Regions from separate parts of the Mus musculus genome. Here region 1 is linked to region 2. Evidence: chromatin loops called from intact Hi-C (ENCODE). Cell type or tissue: left cerebral cortex. All regions are shown on one strand. Links, peaks and the distances in the headings refer to the core of each region. The heading gives the core; the rest is flanking DNA.

Region 1 (9,249 bases), core at 363-8,362, 150 kb before region 2:
CCTGTGTGGTTTGACCTTATAAAGAAGCATCCTGAGAAGCCCTGAAGACACAGTGTGCCTGACTTGAGGTCAGATAGCTTCCGATGCAGGCGCCCTTGGTCTGACCAGAAGTGAGGGAGGAAGACAAGTGGTATAGGGACTTTCTCTTGACCCTGATTTTATTAAATATTTTTTCATTCTGGAAATATATCAAGCCTCATTTTTATTTGAGCCTTGGCATTTCTCCATTCTTTTTGTTTTATCTGAGCTCTGTCACCATTATTACATCTGCTACTAATGGCTAGGAACCTCATGGGGAGGGCAGGAAAAGCACATCGCCACATGCAAGCCTTTTCCTGAAGGCCTTCCACACCCCACACCCCATACTCCCTGGCTTTTCATCAAATGATCTTTTAAAAGTGAATCTTTGGAGGGCTGGAGAGATGGCTCAGCGGTTACGAGCACTGACTGCTCTTCTCAAGGTCGTGAGTTCAATTCCCAGCAGCCACATGGTGGCTCACAACCATCTGTAACAAGATCTGGGGCCCTCTTCTGGTGTGTCTGAAGACAGCTACAGTGTACTTACATATAATAAATAAATAAATCTTTTAAAAAAAAAGTGAATCTTTGGTCTAAGCAGTTACTTATTGTTTGTTCTTCCTATTCTTTAAAAAAAATTTTTTTTACTCTTAAAAATATGTTGTTTCGGGCTGAAGAAATGGCTCAGCAGTTAGGAGCACTGACTGCTCTTCCAGAGGTCCTGAGTTCAATTCCCAGCAACCAGATGGTGGCTCACAACCATCTATAATGGGATCTGATGCCCTCTTCTGGTGTGTCTGAAGAAAGCAATGGTGTGCTCATATACATAAAATAAATCTTTAAAAATAAATAAGATAAATAAATGTGCCGCCACAGCCAGCTTTTTTTTTTTTTTTTTTAAATATGTTGTTTCTGGGTTAAATGCAAAAGTTGTCCTGGCCTGGTTACTACTGACGTGCTATGTCCTGCATGGGATATTGCAATGGTGTCTCCTCGTATTGTAGAATTATGTCCTCTGGATATGCCATGCCCACTGGTTTCTTAAGATCAGAGCAGCTATATTACCTACATAGGATTGGGCCATTAATATCCCTCATGGATGATGAGAGGGTTTGTCTGGTTGCCCCCTCCTCAAGACATGAGTAGTTAACGATTGTTGGAGTAAGTGGCCAGCTCTACTGCAAGTAAGCTTAAGATTCTCATTGGTTCTCCAGGATAGACTGGGTGGAATTGCTTTTTTGGTTTGTCATTATCTGGAGAGAGTAGTAGACTCCTTGGAAAGTCACGTTACTTGGTGCCCCAAGTATATGTAGACATGACAGAACCAAACATGAGCCTAAGAGGGGCATCTGCAGCTGAGACTGAGCCACCTGAGGTGGAGATCAGTCCTATGTGGCAGACATCCCCTATTGGTTTACAGTAGTATATTGGTATATAGTGGTCGTCGTGTGGCCCCTGCCAAGGGTAATAAGACCTACAGCTAAAGCGGAGACAGCCAAAGGTAGAGGCTCCTTGTATGTGTGGAGGACAGGGGATTACAGATGGCTATTGTCTTGTACATAATAAAGAGTGGCATGCCTCTTCCATGGATGGGGTCTGAGAGTACAGGAGATAGCCCCAAATGACTGATGGACTCATTGCAATCGCTGAACATGGTACCTATGTGAATTATTCCTAAACAGGCTGTGATAAGAGTTATGTGTGTTTTACTGTGAGACACGCAACTGAGCCTGAGTTGACTGCCCCAAAAAGTACTAGTGCCTGTATAAGGAAGAAGTCACAGTGGGAAAGTATGTCAGCCTTAGGACAGGTAGAGAAGGGAATGAAGCAGAAGTGATAGACAGTACCTTCAGATCAAATCAACACAGAGGAAGGAAAACCATGATTTAACATGATGGCCCCAATGGTCTAGCACAGGAAACTATTGTAATCAGGGAATACTCTTGACGTTTTTTCTTTTCCAGTATTTCTAGAAGGGTGATTATTAGTAAAGCAACAGTGACAGCAGCGCGGGACCAGACTCTGGGACACTATGCAAGATTAAGGACTTTGGAACTTACATACATGTACCAAATGTTTAATTAGATTTAAACTGAAATAATGAACTAATGAAAGATGAAAGGCATCAATAGCAAAAGTAAAACTTAATGGAAATAGTTAATAGTGCAGAGATGTCAAAAACAGAACACCAAGAGCATTTCAGGAGCAATACTAGTCAGAAAAAGATACTTCTGGAAGTAAATATTAACAGTGATTACTAACAACATAACAAGGAATTTAAATTTTTCTCAAAAATGGTTAAGTTTTGTGCTTTATGGCTGCTGCTGCTCCTCCTCTTCCTCCTTCATCTTCCTCCTCCTATTTCCTCCTCTTCCTCCTCCTTCTCCTTTTAGATAGTGTCTTACTGTATAGCCCAGATATAGAGCTATGTAGCTGGAATGATGTAGCTGAGTCTGGCCGTAAACTTGGAGTTGTCCTGCCTCAACTTCCTGAGTGTTAGGATTACAGGTGTGCATCACGATACCTGTCTCTGAGCTACTTGAATTGGGGGGAAATTTTAATTTTGTTGTTTTATGTGTATGTCTATTTTGTATGTATGTATGTGCACCATGTACTGGCCAGAAGAGGTCATTGGATTCCCTGGAAATGGAATTAGAAATGGTTGCGAGCTGCCATATTAGTGTTGAGAATCGAACCATGGTCCTTTAAAGTAGCAAGTGCTTTTAACTACTGAGCCCTCTTGTCAGTTCTTCAAAAAGAAAAACTGGTTTGCTTTGGTTTGTGGTTTTTGTTTTGTTTTTCAAGACAGTGTTTCTCTGTGTAGCTCTGGCTGCCTTGGAACTCACTCTGTTGACCAGGCTGGCCTCTAACTCAGGGATCTGAATGCTGAGATCCTGGTGAGGGAATTTTTCTTTTTCTTAATTAAATCATTTGAAATGGTAAAATCCAGCTAATTCAGCTTTTTGAGGTAGGAAGGTCCACCTTTAACCTGGGCCACTCCTCCTGCGAGTAGCCTATATAAAGGATGGGACAGAAGGAGTCTTGTTCTCTGCCTGGTTGCTCTCATAGCAAGTTCATTCCTTCACTGGCATTACAGCCTACTTCTTCAGGATTCCAGCATATACTGAAGACCAGTTGGATCATCCAGCCTTGTGGACTGAACAACTACTGGATTCTTGGACCTTCTGATGGTAGAGAGCCATTGTGAGATAAGCTGGACTACAGCCTGTAAACCACTCTAATACCTGCTCATCCCCCTACTCAAGCATTCCTCTAGAGAGCCCTGACTGATACAGCAAGACTCCCGTAGAGGTGGAACTTTAAGTCAAAACTGCCAAGTCTGAGCTCATGAGGCTCTAGAAGACATTAAAGCTTGAGCAACAGCTCTCAGAAGACAGCTGGGCAGCACAGGCAAAGATTGAGCCTGTCTCCCCTATCCTATCCCCAAAGTAAGCTGCGTACATTTCTTTCTTACAAGAACATATATTGGGTATGGAGATGTTTGCCCTGCCCTTGAGTAGCCAGGTATGGCTAAGGAGAGGTAGACGCCACCAGGGTGCTGGCTAAAAGTGTGATAGACCTGGGAAGCCAGATGGAGAGGCTGGTATAACAGATGAGCATGGCCCTGCTCCCCTTGGTCCTTTGAGTTCACTGTTTTGGAGAGAGGTGTGTTGGGCCCAGGATGAGGAGACATGAAGGCTTATGGATGGCAGAGAGCTAAATACCACAGTGCCTCCCACAGCACCACTGTGGGACCCTTTCATGCTGTTTTGGACCAGCTAAGTTTTTAGTATCCTTAGCTGCTGACTCCCTCGTCCAGTTGGCACTGGTTCGGAACAGATGGTGGTGGGCCTTCAGAGAACCTGCCCACTCTATAAAAAGGATCTACCACATAATGTTAATTTCTGAGATGTTTACAGATTTAGAAATGTATCTGAAGGACATGCAAATGTACTTAAGAGGCACACACATGGGAAATCAGCCCATGCAGGGGTCAGGGGACATCTGTGAACAGTGTGGAGAATTTTGTACTTAGGTAAGGCACAAGTGCCACCAAGTGTAGTGGCTGAGAACTTCCTACAACAGCCTGTGTCTATATAGAAAAAAACAAAACAGGAGCAACACCAGACATGATGCTGCACGCCCTTTAATCCCAGCACTTGGGAGGCAGAGGCAACATCTCTGAGTTTGAAGCCAGCCTGGTCTACAGAGTTAGTTCCAGGTCAGCCAGGGCTAATACATAGTGAGACCCTGTCTCAAACAAACAAAACCCCCAAATACAAGAGTGTCAACTCAGAAGGCACCTTTGTGAGTAAGAGAAGGCACAGCCAGAAGACATAAGGTTGTTGAATAAGAATTCCAGGGCCGGGGTGGGCTACCTCCCCGAGTTGTTTGTGGGGGAGGTTTCTTAGGCACACACACAGTATACACAGTTCCCACTGCTGTTGGCGGCATGCCAGAACTGGAAGCTCCTTCCCGACTGGCTCATGCTGGCTGGAGCACTGAGCAGGCTGCAAGGGGAGAATTCTCATCAAGGGTCCTGCTCAGCTGTGGGCCTCATGTCTTAGGCTGTCAGCATGACATCCATGCAAGATCCCCACAGGTGCAATAGTGGCAGGATACACGGGTACAAAAAACTACGTTCCATTTGGATTGAAGACCCACTCCACAGTGGGGACTGTCTTAGTCAGGGTTTCTATTCCTGCACAAACATCATGACCAAGACGCAAGTTGGGGAGGAAAGGGTTTATTCGGCTTACACTTCCACATTGCTGTTCATCACCAAGGAAGTCAGGACTGGAACTCAAGCAGGTCAGAAAGCAGGAGCTGATGCAGAGGCCATGGAGGGATGTTCTTTACTGGCTTGCTTCACCTGGCTTGCTCACCCTGCTCTCTTATAGAACCAAGACTACCAGCCCAGAGATGATCCCACCCACAAGGGGCCTTTCCCCCTTGATCACTAATTGAGAAAATGCCTTACAGTTGGATCTCATGGAGGCATTTCCTCAACTGAAGCTCCTTTCTCTGTGAACTCCAGCTGTGTCAAGTTGACACAAAACTAGCCAGTACAGGGACCCATGCCAGGACAAAATCTGTGTTAAAGGAGGGCATAGGTTTTAGTGGAGAAGCTATTGTTTTCTTGTTAAATGTATATTATTTGACTAACAAAATATGTACACTCCCTCTGGGTCTTTCATTCTTGCTCTTTCTCTCTACCCTACCTGTGTCTCCAGTCCTTTTTTATTTTTATTTATTTATTTAGACGGTATTTCTAACCCAGGCTTGTCTTAAATTCACTATATGACTGAAGATTAATGATATGACCTTGAACTTCTGATCTTCCTGGGATTACAGGTATGTGCCTGCCTTAGGGTTTTACCGTTGTGAGCAGACACCATGACCAAGACCAGTCTTATAAAGACAACATTTAGCTGGGGCTGGCTTACAGGTTCAGAGGTTCAGTCCACTGTCATCAAGGAAGGAGCATGGCAGCGTTCAGGCAAGCATTATGCAGGAAGAGTCAAGAGTTCTACACCTTATTCCGAAGACAAACAGAAGAAGACTGGCTTCCAGGCAGCTAGGAAGAAGGTCTGAAAGCCCATGCCCACAGTTACACACCTACTCCAAGGCCATACCACCAAGTGGTACCACTCCTTGAGCCAAACATATTCAGATCACTACAGTGCCCCAGTCTGGTTTTCAAATTGGTTTCTAATATTTGTGCTTATGCCCAGAGGTTTTTGCTGTGATTGGCGTTAGTCAGCAATGCTTCTTTTTGTATTAAAGTGGTGGCTACTGTAGAGACACACCTGCCTAAACTACTGAGAACAAGTAAATATTGAGGCGTAGCAGCCAGTGCTCAGTCCTAAATGGATGAAAATAACTATGCATCTCTAGCAGTCAGCCTCACCAAAGTGCAGGGAGCACTGTAGAAGAGGCAGACGACAGAGCAGAGAATGTGGAACTCTTGTCCTCTAGGCATGGCATAGCCATTGCCATCTGGGAATCAGCAGCTATGATCATCTGCAAGAGTCCCTCACACGTCTGGCCCAACAACAATTCCCTCATGGGAAGAGACAAGAGCCATTAAGGCTGCTGTCCTCCCCAGGGGTGTACATAAGTAGTTACCAGTTGCTAGAGGGAAGGCAAGATTCTGCCAGCAGATTGCTCACATTCTGTAAGTAGTCCTAATTAAGCCCATTGGCCATCATGCTAGACTTGGATGGAAGTATTTCTCTGGTCTGTTGTCCTACCCGAGGAAGGTAGAAATAGACTCCCCAGGAGAAGTCACCCAGTATCCCTAAAAGCCTGTGTGTCAAAGGCCAATGCCCCTGGGTCTTGCTATTGGGTGGCAGAGCCTCATGGAAGATCTTTGGGTCATTGTGGATGTGCTATCAAAGGAGATTCTGAGACACACACACACACACACCCCAATCCTTCCTCTTCATCTCACTTCTTGGCTGTGAAGTGGATCATTTTGCTCTGTGTGCGCCTGCCATGATGGTACCAACTGATCATGGACTGGACCCTATGCAACTAAGATCAAGAATAAACTCTATAAGGTGATTGCGAATGGAGTCTGTTACCGTGATGGGAAGACATGCACATGTGTGTTTCCACTCATCTTCCACATGGGCGCATGGGAGCTTCAGCTTCTTGCTTCCCTGGTCCTCAGCATCCAGAGTTGGGAAAGATAATGCCTGCAGCTCATGACGGCCACAGCCAGCAGAAGAGCACTAGCACGAGGTTAGTGTTCTGCCATAACCACGCCTCTAGCCGACTGCCAGCCACCCAGACGTGTGCATGTGGATGGTTTAGGACCTGCTCATACGTGATCTCCCTCTAAGAGAATACTGACACCAGACCTTTTCTCTATATAATTTTCTCTATATTGAGAATTATTACCAACAGTGTTGAGAGAGGGGTGAACGAAAAAAATCCCATAACTCTCAGGGGCAATGGCTGACACCTAATCTATAATGTCTCCACATTCCAGGTTGTCCAGTTCACTCTGCATGTGGTCGACGAATTGATTGATCTCCTTCACTCGCTTACGGTTCCTCATGATCTCATCTTTGTGAATCTGGGGAACGAAAGGAAAACCAGAGCGCAGTGCCTATGATAGCTGACATCATTTACTGAGGCCCAAGAGACAGAGGGAATATGTTTACCTCACAGCCCCACCCCTGACATGCACTGCTGGTCTCTCTCTGAGGCAGGGGTTACAGATACAATGAGGAATGACTGGACCATACCACCTGCATTGCAGAATTCTACAACCCTTACCTCTGTTTCTTTTCTCTACTTCGTTTCTCATGAAAAATAGCACTGGAGAAAACTCAAGCCGACCAGCCAGGTGGCTTGGCATTCGTCACTCACCTTGTCTACTAGATGTGCACACCAAGAGTTGATTCCAGTCACCAGCTCATCTTCTCGGTTGTCAATCTTCAGGAGGTGGATGTCATGTGATGCCCCAACGGCATTAACAATTGTGTCTTTGTCAACAAAAAGCTGGAAAAGTGAGACGGTCCAAATGAGATCGTGTGTGTTATTATGTCCCTAGCACAAAGAAGCCCCTGGGAGTTCCCAGACTGTGGGACACACTTAGCAGAGAGCCCATACTCTATCAGTCACTTTGTGCCAGCTCATTAGATGACAGCCTGCTCCCCAACCTGAGCTGTGGCAGGTGCCGTGCTGCAGTCCCCATTAAAAGCGTGTTTTTCTCCAGGGAGATGGCAGGTGGCTAGCCAAGGCAGCCTTACTAGGGATATCAGTTGTCACAAGCCTCTTTCTAGGTAGTCCTAAACCTCTGCCCAGTCCCGTCTGGCTGAGGGTCTCCATCCGGCTGCTCTAACCCTGGGCCCTGTAAGCTGATAGGTGTCCATCTCCTATATGTCTCTGCTACTTCTCCCATAAACAGAATCAAGCTTTGGTTCCACTGGGGTCTGGTTTCCCTCGGCTTGTTCCTGGCACTGTTTGGTCCTTATAGAGAGCTAGTACAACTCTTCACCTTATAGTGAGCCTGGCAGGCTCTAGATGCAGACTCTGGCTGGAATGGGGGAAATGCAGCCCAGTCATTGTCAGGGGCAAGGGAAGCTTGCTTGAGGGTCTGAGGAAGCAGTGCTCCATTCTGAGCCCAAGTTACTTGGAAACAAAAAATGACAAAGGACTTGCGTGTCCTCTGTTGAGAAACTGCAGGTAGAGCGTACATGGGGAGCACCACTTCTCTGAGGTGCACAGGGGTTCAGGTTTTGCAGGGTTTGACTTTTGAATATCTGCATTGTCTTTTTATAACACAAACACAAAACAGAAAAATCTGAAATCCCAATGCACTAAAATCTGTTTGGATTTTTGGGTCAGAGAGAGATACACAACAGTACTTTCTTTGTTTTGCTTCATTTTTCATAGCATCAGTTAGCCTAATACCCTCTAAAAATATGTTCTGTCTGATTCTGAAATGTTAGTGTTCCTACACAAGGAAAGATTTTTTTGATCAAATACATCCAGGCTCCCAAAGTATGATTCGTGGGGCAACAGGGTGTCCTGAATGCTGTACAAAGTTCTGTGGGCAACAGATTTTCTCTCTCTTGCCTTCTCTCTCTTCAACTTACTGGCCACAGACTCTGTATGTTAGTTTGCCACAGAATGTCATGTGAGAAAAGCCAGGCTATGTGGGCAATGGATTAGCACAGTCACCATAGAAATGACAGGAAGCCATTCAGGTCCTTCCAACTCTAGGCAGCAGGCTCAGGCTCTGGGAAGGATCAGAAGATGAAAACCTGACCTACTGGGTGCTCAGGAGAAAGTGTCCCGAGGCCTAGTAACAGGTGTCTTTTATTTTTGAACCTTTATCTTTAAAGTATATTTAAACAAGACACAAAGATAATATGAGTTTTCCCATAAACTCTGCCTCCTTATTACATGTTATATAGTAAATAACATTATACACAAATTAAGAGTCTGCATAACTGAACACTAGTTCATAATATGGTGCACAGGCATGAAGCTATGCAATATTTAAGCTTCAAATAGCTCAGGAAAGAACAAACTTTCTCATTAAGACTAGCACTTTAAAAGGGTCTGACCTTAAGTCTCAGCTAGAGTGTTTCACTGAAACCTTTCTTTGTTCAAGGAAGGATGCCAGTTGCCAGCATGAGAACACATCCACTTAGGCTAATGAATACAACACTGTTACTAAATGGCCACAGTCAAGGTCAGGTCATTTAAAAA
Region 2 (9,249 bases), core at 508-8,507:
AGCCCAGTGACAGGCTGTTCTGGCTGTCATAAAAGCACTATTTGTTTCCAGAAGCCAACTAGGTTAGCCTCTGAGCACAGCAGGGCAGACAACGTACAAATGGCCAGATGCACATCTGGAAGGCTGCGGGTAAGGCACGGCCCTTCCTGTGCCTGGATCTCCTTCCTTGGTGCCTGGAGTGATTGCTTTTACTGTGAACTTGGCTGTCACAGGGCATGTCCTCTGTGAATCATAGCTTCTTAACTATTGTTAAAAAGCCCCTCTGGACACTGAACCCAAGTCTGTTCCCTGTAGCTTTAATATGGTCTGTGCTAGACAAAAGCACAAAGAAAATGCCTTACCCACGTGGGTAGAGCCTTGGGTATCCAAGGACTGCTGTAAGCCCTACCTACTGGCCGGTGTCCATGCTGGTGACATGCCTCTTGTATAGTAACAGGCAGCCCACCACAGGAGGCAGGTATTGTCAAACCCGCTGCCATCCAGTACCTTTTGTTTTGTGTTTTTTTATTTTGAGACAGTCTTACCACAACTATGGCTGCCCTGGAACTCTCTATGTTGAGTATGCTGACCTCAAATTCAGAGACATGCCTGACTCTACCTCCCGAGTCTTAGTATTAAAGTGTATGTCACCCCTGGCATGGCGTGCCACCTGCATCTCACATATACATACACGTGGTTGAGCCCTGGAGTGCAAAGCTGTCGTTTTCCTTCCTAAAGTACATGCCCTCGGCCAAAACAGACTATGTTTTACTGGGATCTAATTGAGCCTTTGCAGTGATGGATATTGTATAGGTCTCTATCAGATGGAAAGAGCCCTCTCTGTGCTGTTTTTTGAGTACCTTGTGGCCATCCCTGCTCACTTTGTGCATCTCATTTCAACAAAGAGAGTGGCCAAGATATTCTTCCCAGAAAAAATCTAGCGTATCCCACACCTCATGCTCTCCCTTCTCTCTTTCAGTGGACCTTCCCTCCTCCCCGTCCCCTTTGCTGCTGCAACAGGACGAGTCTTCAGGACTGAATTCTCTGTTCCTTTGCCTTGAAAAGGGTTTAGAGGATAAAAAGATTATGTTGTGAGGTAGGGATGAAACTGTCTCTTGAAGGGAAGATAACTGCATCAGGGTTAACGAGGCAGCAAAGAGGGTATTTGATCCAGTGTTCTGACTGACGGCAGGCATTTGCAGAAGTGACTGGCTGCTGAGAACCAGAGATAGGAGGATGCCAGAGCGGAAGGCCTTGGCACTGAAGGAATTCCTGGCCCAGAGTCTGCATGGTGGAAAGAAAGACCTGCACAAGTTGCTGGCCTCTGGCCCAGGAGAGAATCAGTCACTGCTCCTCATGGTTAAGAATAGAGGGGGACTGAGGTATCTCCAACAGCCTTCTGTGATGGCGGTAGATGACACCAGGGAGGCCATGAGGGTGGTCGGCTGGCACAGAGTGGCACAAATCCCAAGGTTATGCTCCATCTCTTTTTCCTTTTCTTTTTAAACATGATTTTTTTAAACTTTTAATGATGTGCCTGTGTGAGGGTATGTGCATGTAAGTACAGACGAAGACCAGAAGGGGACACCATATCTCCTGGAGTTGGGAGTTATGTGGTTTTGAGCCACCCTTTGTGTGCTAAGAACTGAACTCGGGTTCCCTGCAACAGCAGTGCACATTTTAACCACTGAGCCATCTCTAAAGATGTATTATTTTACGTTATGCATATAAATGTTTTGTCTGTATGTCTGTTTCTCTTGTGTGCCTGGTACCAGCAGAGGTCAGGAGAGGGTGTCATGTCCCCTGGACCTGGAGTTACAGGCAATTGGGAGCCATAAGTAAATGCATGTTGTTCTTTAGAATTAGAATGCACCACTGAATCATGACACATGAATTTTAGATTGCTAATATATCCTTTGTAATGATTTCATTTTACATATATGGGATTTCATCTCTTTTTTACCCTTTTTTGAGACACTGGTTTAAAAGTTGAAGTCAGGAAATGTGCAGAGACCATGAGTCAGAAGGCTGGAATGTGTGAGCCTGTCCCTGGGCAGAGTGCTTGTGACAGCCCTGGAGGAGTCTTCCACAGTGTGGCCTGTGAGACTCTGGAGAGAGGTTTCCCTTCCTATAACCCTGGCAGGAGGAGTGGTGAGAGAGGCAGCAAATGCGGTCAAAGCAGGTGCTTCTTGTGTTAGTGTCTGAGCGCACTTGTCTGTTCTTTCCTTCAGCAGGCCTCTAGCATTTTCCTAATGGGCTTGAAAGTAATGGAAGTCTTCCTCCAACTCTGCAGAGGTCTGGGATCAGACCTATGAGTATGGAGAATATCTCTAGCCATTCCTGCGTGCGCTGCTGCTGCTGCTGCTTAGTCCTCAGCATCCTTTCTGGGTGGGGCTCTGTGGTGGAAGCCATCACAGCCTTGCTCTCTTCCTTTGTAGGTGGGACCCTGATGCTTTAAGAGCTGCAGCCATGAGTTTTGGTTAGTTGCTTGGTTTTGATTTTGCCGAGAGACAGCATTGCATTATGCTGTCTTGTATGGCCTCTCACTTGCAACCCACCTGCCTCAGCCTCCTGAGATCATAAGCATATACCACAATGCCTAACACTGCAGTGTCTAAGACACTCTGCAGTGTGCCGCATGGCTCTTCTGTGAATCTAGGATCTGAATCTAACAGCTACTCTTTGGAGCAGAGCAAGCTAGTCGTTACTTGAAGGCTCTGCTATAAGAGCTGTACTGACAGTGAGAGGCAGCAGATGCAGTCCAGGTCTGGAATGCTGTGTGAGCTCTGTGAAGGGAGGGTCTGCCAGGATCTCTAGAAAACATTCTGAGTGGGCAGGGAGGTGAATATGTGGGAGTTACATGGCAAAGCTGACACTGTAAAATTTAAGTGGTTGTACTTTTGTTATATATATATCCACATACATTTGTATATATGTATTTTTAAAATATATCTATTTTAGGTGTATGAGTGCTTTGTGTGTATTTATGTGTACCATATGAATAACTAAGGATCTTGAGAATTAAAGCTGGGCTCTACAAGAACAGCTAGTGCTCTTAACTGCTGATTCACCTCTCCAGCACCTGCATGGTGTGTTTGTTTGTTTGTTTGTTTGTTTGTTTTGAGATAAGGTCTCTATATATCTCTAGCTGTCCTGGAACTTGCTATATAGAGCTTGCTGCCTGGCCTCAAACTCGGAGAGATCTGCCTGCCTCCCTCCCGAGTGCTGGAAAGGTATGTGCCATGCCTAGCACTTTGCTATATTTTTGAAAATTTATATGATAACATACTGGGGTAGGGACACATCCTGGGGTCTGGAAGGATACGTTAGGAGTTTAATGAAAGGAAAGGACATTGTTGGCAGAGGGCCAGCCCCTTGCCATCCCTGAGCAGTGTGGTAAGTTCGTGAGGCCACCTCTCATCCATGTCTAAGACATGTTTGGAGATGACCGGTGGGCTCTAGAAGGTGATGCTCTAGAACTGTTTGCAGCAACATGCCATGTGCCCTCTGACTTGCAGGTCTTCCACCTTGCCATTGGCCTGTAGTTGGAATGAGAACTGACTGACTTTTTCCTTCTCTTTCTCCAACCAAGCCCCCAAGGATTGCTGCCTAGCCATAAGTATTAGAAAGGGTCCTGCTTTCCTGCCCTGGGCCTTTGTGGTGGACTTTGCCTTTGTTGGAGAGCCTCTTCCAGGGACCATACTTCCTTCTCCAAATCTAGGGTAGGAATTTTTGGAGAGCCAAGAGGAGGGGTCTGTTCTGTTCAGAGAAGCAGGCCCAGACACTGGCGTTCCTTGTGTGGTGCTGTTCTGGCAGGGCAGACAGGATGACAGGCCCTGCAAGGGTCAGATCCAGGGCGGAAGGAGGCTCAAAGGATCTTTTGTTCAGGTAAATACCAGACTCTCAGCTACCTAAGTGCAAGTCTCTCCTGGCCTGTGTTTGAGTGCTTCCAGGGTGATCCATTTAGGCCAGACCTTGATCCTTAGTAGGCGTTATGGAACTCTGAGGCTGAGCACTATGGGAAGAGAGAGCAGTCAGGCCTAGGACACACATGTCATAGCATTGAGAGCTGAAGCACTGAGTGGGTAGAGGGCCACCTGCCTTGTGTACTCATTCTCTAGGGAGCATTGGAAAATGCTGCTACATGTTGTCCTTGGTGGTGAGAAGATGGGAAGAGAGGTCTCCTAGCCAGGACAGTAGGATGATGAGACAAAAAGAGGCAAAGATTGCCTGTGCTTGCTGTGACTAGATCTGGTAGTCTATAAGACCTATCTGCAGACTGAGGCGGTGCTGAGGTGGAGCTATGAGAAGTTTGGCCAGCTTTAGTGTCTGTTCCCATATCTAACTGGATTATTAGCTCCCCCCAGTGTCCAGGAACAGTATTTCACTTCTGCCTCGACCCTGATGGCCTACAGGAAGGCTGAGGGGCCAGCCTGACCAGCCTGCCATGTTTCCTCTGTAGTATCCTTAGTTTGACATACAACAGGGCAGGTCCCTAGCGAGTGCTTAAGGCTCTCTGCAAACAAGATCCTAGCTAGGAGCTTGCTCTGGGGCAAGAGGGCTCCTATAAACCAGCGTGTGAGGTACAGGGTCTGTCTTAAGGGGATGCTGCTCTGAAGAGTTGAGAGAGCTCCTGTGGTGGCTGAGGGTTGCAGGTGCAGCTTTGGCCAACAGAGAACTCTGTGAGAACTGTGGTGCTTCTGAGATCCTAGCAACTTAACAGATGTGCCACTGTAAATTACATGACGCTGTCATAAGATCCAGTCCTGCCATTGCTGGCAATGCAAGCAAACTGCCCCATTCGTGGAGGGCCTTTTATTCTGACCACCAATCTGTGTTCTAAATGTAATACTTTCACTAGAGAGATTCTATTTCTAAGGAGCTCATGCTATGCAAGTACTTGCCCAACTATGTAAGAATTGGCATAAGTATGAATTACATTGTTTGGGTTGGCCAAAGAAAAAGATTACCACAAGCCACGTACCCATCAGTAGCAGGTAGCAAGCTCTGTACAGTGTGAGATGCATGTGAAGAAGTGAGGCAGGCTGTACAAAGTCGTAGGCAAAGGAGCCTAGGAGATTTTGTTGAAGAGAAGCAAGCACAAAGCATCATGCTTTTCTATCTTAAAAATAATTTGTACTGGGCCTAAGAGATAGCTCAGCAGTTGGGAGCACTGACTACTCTTGCAGAGGACTCGGGTTTGATTGCCAGCACCCACATTGTGCAGTCCACAGCTGCCTGTGACTCTAATTCCCGGGGACCTGACACAGTCTTCCAGCTTCCACCAGCACCTGCGTGCAGGTGGTGCACAAGCATCCTCTCAGGCACACACACATAAAGAGAACGCTTTTAAAAGGATTTGTAGTTAGCTGTTGAAGTCATCCAACCCCTGTGCAGTGACAGTTCTGGAATTTTGTTTTCTTTAAAAACACAGAGGTGATGGAGAGATGGCTCAGAGGTTAAGAGCACTGACTGCTCTTCCAAAGGCCCTGAGTTCAGTTCCCAGCAACCACATGGTGGCTCACAACCATCCGTGGTGATATCTGATGCCCTCTTCTGGAGTGTCTAAAGAAAGCAATAGTGTATTTACATATAATGAATAAATAAAACTTAAAAAAAAAACACAGAAACATTATAAGAGAGTATTTTTGTTTTAATCCCAGGTGTGGGATATGAGGCTGCTCCACACTGACCACAGCAGCTGACTATGATTTGTCTTGTGCTCCAGCAGAGGGGTGGTTTTGACAGCTGCAGATGATTCTGTGACTGTGTGATGTTTGGAATTCTGGGAACTTTTCAGAGGCTCTATAATGATAGAGCCCTGAGATGTTGGTTGGTTGTTGGTAGTCGTTCAGGGGGATTGGTTGCAGGGTTTTTTTTGTTTCTTTGTTTTTTTGGTTTTTGGTGGGTTTTTTTTGTTTTTTTGTTTTTTGTTTTTTAGACAGGGTTTCTCTGTGTAGCCCTGGCTGTTCTGGAACTCACTCTGTAGACCAGACTGGCCTCGAACTCAGAAATCCACCTGCCTCTGCCTCCCAAGTGCTGGGATTAAAAGTGTGTGCCACCACTGCCCAGCTGTGTGGTGCAACCTTAACACTAGAGAGTGATGGTTTAACTTTATAACTCAAATCAAACACAGGCGAAAGCTTAACTGACAAAGACAAAGCAAAATGGTTGTTATGGTATTATTTCAGCCATCCAAAGCTTTTTTCTGTATGTGATGGTTTAATTAATTGTTTTGTTTTTAGTGGAATTATAGGAATATATCTGCTTAAATAGCCTTACTAAATTGTATCTTTATAGGTATCCCATATTGATTTCCAAATTTATTTGCATTAAATATTCTTTTTAAAAATGACTTGTACTAACATACTTGTGTATGCTCAGAGGTGTGTGTGTGTATGTGTGTGTGTGCACGTGTGAGTGTGCATCTCTGTGTGTGTGTCTGGGTATCTGTGTGAATGCGTGCATGTGTGTGTCCGTCATTGTGTGTGTGTGTGTGTGTGTGTGTGTGTGTGTGGTTGCACATGCTCGCAAGCCTACAGAACTACTTGCTTCCTCTGAGGCAGGAGAGGAGGAAGCTGTTAACTTCACATTCTGCACACGCCTGATTTTATGAACAAGCATGTACTCCTTCTGTGACTTTCAAGAAACAGTGCAAATCCTTTCAAAGGCAGTGGAATGTGAGAAAAGCATTCCCAGCAGGCCCTGCCAGAAGTGCATATGTTCCCTAGGAATTGAACAGGACCTGCCGAGCCATGCAGCACCGCATAGTGGAGCTCATCTCCCGAGTGTCCAATGAGGAGGTCACCGAGGAGCTGCTGCACGTCAACGATGACCTCAACAATGTCTTCCTCCGCTATGAGAGGTGGGGCAAAGTCCTCGGGGTCTTCTCCTTGAGAAGATGATTGGTGTATCAGAGGAAGTTCATTCATAAACAAAGCAGGGAGAGGAGCCTGGGAGCCTGGGAGGTGTTAGAGGTGGGGAGTAGTCATCAGAGATGCTCATTTGCTCTTGGATGACAGAAAAAGTGCTTCTTGTTCTCCAGAGAACAGAAGAGCAGGCAGCTGACTGCAGCCTCCACCTCTGCTCCCTGTGAGTCCCAGGGAGGGCTGAGACAGGGTTTGCACCTGCTCCTTTGATGATCCTTTGAATTTGAAAAGGACTGGGGGAGGGGAACCTTTACTAAAGAACAGGATTTCCTCTATTTCTAGTCTTGAAAAAAGATCATTCCCTTTGTAAATGTCAGTACTTCTGGGGTATTGAGTGAAGTAGGCTGGATGTGAGCACTGTTTCTCTGGGGAAACACACTTTTCTTCACTTCTTCCTGCAGCCAAACCACTTAAAGTGATAAACTTGAACCCTCTTTTTTCTTCCCGAAGCCTCCCACAGGACAAAGTTGGTTTTTTTTTTTTGGTTTCTTCTGGACCTAGCTTTACGTGGGTAGTGTGGAAAACTGCTCCCATCTGTACCGATTTAGGCACTTCCCAATTGGCCCAGGGTTGTGGCTTGCTTTGACTCTAGGCCAGCCTTCTCCATTAAAGGAGCCTGACAGCAGTGTGAGCCCCTTGGAGGCTGTAGCCACTCACTCTGCTGACTGGCAGGTTTCTGTATAAGTTTGTCAGAGGACAGTGCTATGACATAAGTAAGAACAGAACACAGGCACTGTTTGCTTTGGAGGCTCTCTAACCCAGTAGTTCCATGTAACCCTTCACTGGAGATGTACAGCAGGAAATAATGTGTGATGTGTGACTGCTGCCCATAAGCCCATTGGGCTGCATTACAAAGATGTCAGAAGCACCTCTGCAACACACACACACACACACACACACACACACACACACACACACGTGTCTCAGACTGGCCTTGAACTCTTGACCTTCCTGCCCCAGTCTCTCCCCAAATGCTCAGATTACAGTTACCCACCACCATGCCCATGTAGTCTTTCTAGTTCTCTTTTTGTTTTGTTTTTGTTTTATTTATTTTTTTCAATACCTCCTTTGACTCCGCCCAGTCCCCACCCCCTCTCCCTCAGATCCATTCCTTCCTCCTCTGTCCCTTCAGAAAAGAGCAGGTCTCCCAGGGATATCAACTGAGTTCAGCATATAAGGTGGGATAAGACTCGACACAAACCCTCATACCAAGGTGAGGAGGAGGAGAGGTGTCCCAAGAGCAGGCCAAAGAGTCAGAGACACCACCCCCTACTCCTACTGTTAGGAGTCCAGCTAAAACACCAAGTTAACACCATAACATACAGACAGAGGACCTAGCACAGACCCACACAGAGGACCTAGCACAGACCCACACAGAGGACCTAGCACAGACCCACGCAGAGGACCTAGCACAGACACATGCAGAGGACCTAGCACAGACACACGCAGAGGACCTAGCACAGACCCATGCAGAGAACCTAGCACAGATTCACATAGAGGACCTAGCACAGGCCCATGCAGAGGACCTAGCACAGACCCACGCAGAGGACCTAGCACAGACACATGCAGAGGACCTAGCACAGACCCACGCAGAGGACCTAGCACAGACCCATGCAGAGGACCTAGCACAGACCCACGCAGAGGACCTAGCACAGACCCACGCAGAGGACCTAGCACAGACCCACGCAGAGGACCTAGCACAGACCCACGCAGAGGACCTAGCACAGACCCATGCAGAGGACCTAGCACAGACTCACATAGAGGACCTGTGGGACTTGTTCTGGTGTCCTTCACTCCTCTGGCTCCTGCAAATCTTGTGGGAGGTTTTGTTGATGTTGTTGTTGTGTTTGTTTATTTGTTTGTTTGTTTTTAAAACAGGATCTCTCTATGTAGTCCTGGCTGTCCTGGCACAAACTTTGTAGAACAGGCGGGCCTTGAACTCATAAAGATCTCCTGCCTGTACCTCCTAAGTGCTAGGATTAAAGGCATGTGTCACTATCCCTGACCTATAAAAACAAACAAACAAATAAATAAACAAACAAATAAATGAAGGGTGCAGTCTCGGAGCTGCCATGGTTCACTTAGGTCTGCCCACCTTGAGTCAAGCCTGTCTTCTTTTCCGTTTTTTTTTTCTTTCTTTCTTTCAGATGCTGGCCAGAGCCTAAGCATGCTTTCTCTGGTACACTGGTGTTTTCCACTCTTACCTAAAGCACCCCTCTTTGCCACACAACTCTGCTCTTTTGAGCCCCACCTGTGCATCTACAATAAACCCTCTAAAATTCAAACCAAACAAGCCCCTCTGTGTACACCTAGTCAGACTGTTCCTTCTGGTCCTTTGTCC

Evidence for each region. A loop is a pair of places that touch in the nucleus more often than their neighbours do. Peaks named below come from ENCODE experiments on the same cell type or tissue, not always from the same donor. Only the 100,000 strongest peaks of a DNase experiment are listed, where the experiment ranks them.
Region 1: a loop joins it to region 2, with 2.1 times the contacts of the local background. A loop is called at or near these places in 2 of 42 quality-filtered maps.

What each region holds. Positions count from the first base shown.
Region 1 is chr11:60,391,978-60,401,226 of GRCm38, reverse strand. It overlaps Drc3 (dynein regulatory complex subunit 3), which reads right to left. Exons shown (of 14, transcript NM_029044.2): 13 at 7,399-7,530; 14 at 6,894-7,102. The coding sequence ends at 6,989. Atpaf2 (ATP synthase mitochondrial F1 complex assembly factor 2) reads left to right here. Exons shown (of 8, transcript NM_145427.3): 8 at 1-603. Among named protein-coding and RNA genes, the nearest start is that of Atpaf2, 20 kb to the left of the region's middle. In left cerebral cortex, for the core only: no CTCF peak of the experiment used is centred there; DNase peaks (open chromatin) are centred at 3,850 and 4,414; H3K27ac peaks cover 1,497 bases.
Region 2 is chr11:60,246,526-60,255,774 of GRCm38, reverse strand. It overlaps Tom1l2 (target of myb1-like 2 (chicken)), which reads left to right. Exons shown (of 15, transcript NM_153080.3): 8 at 6,711-6,844. Gm38501 (a long non-coding RNA gene) reads left to right here. Exons shown (of 2, transcript XR_388700.2): 2 at 959-1,114. Among named protein-coding and RNA genes, the nearest start is that of Gm38501, 7.7 kb to the left of the region's middle. In left cerebral cortex, for the core only: CTCF peaks have their summits at 1,489, 1,688, 4,348 (motif pointing left) and 5,476; DNase peaks (open chromatin) are centred at 4,333, 6,675, 6,934, 7,409 and 1 more place; H3K27ac peaks cover 1,034 bases.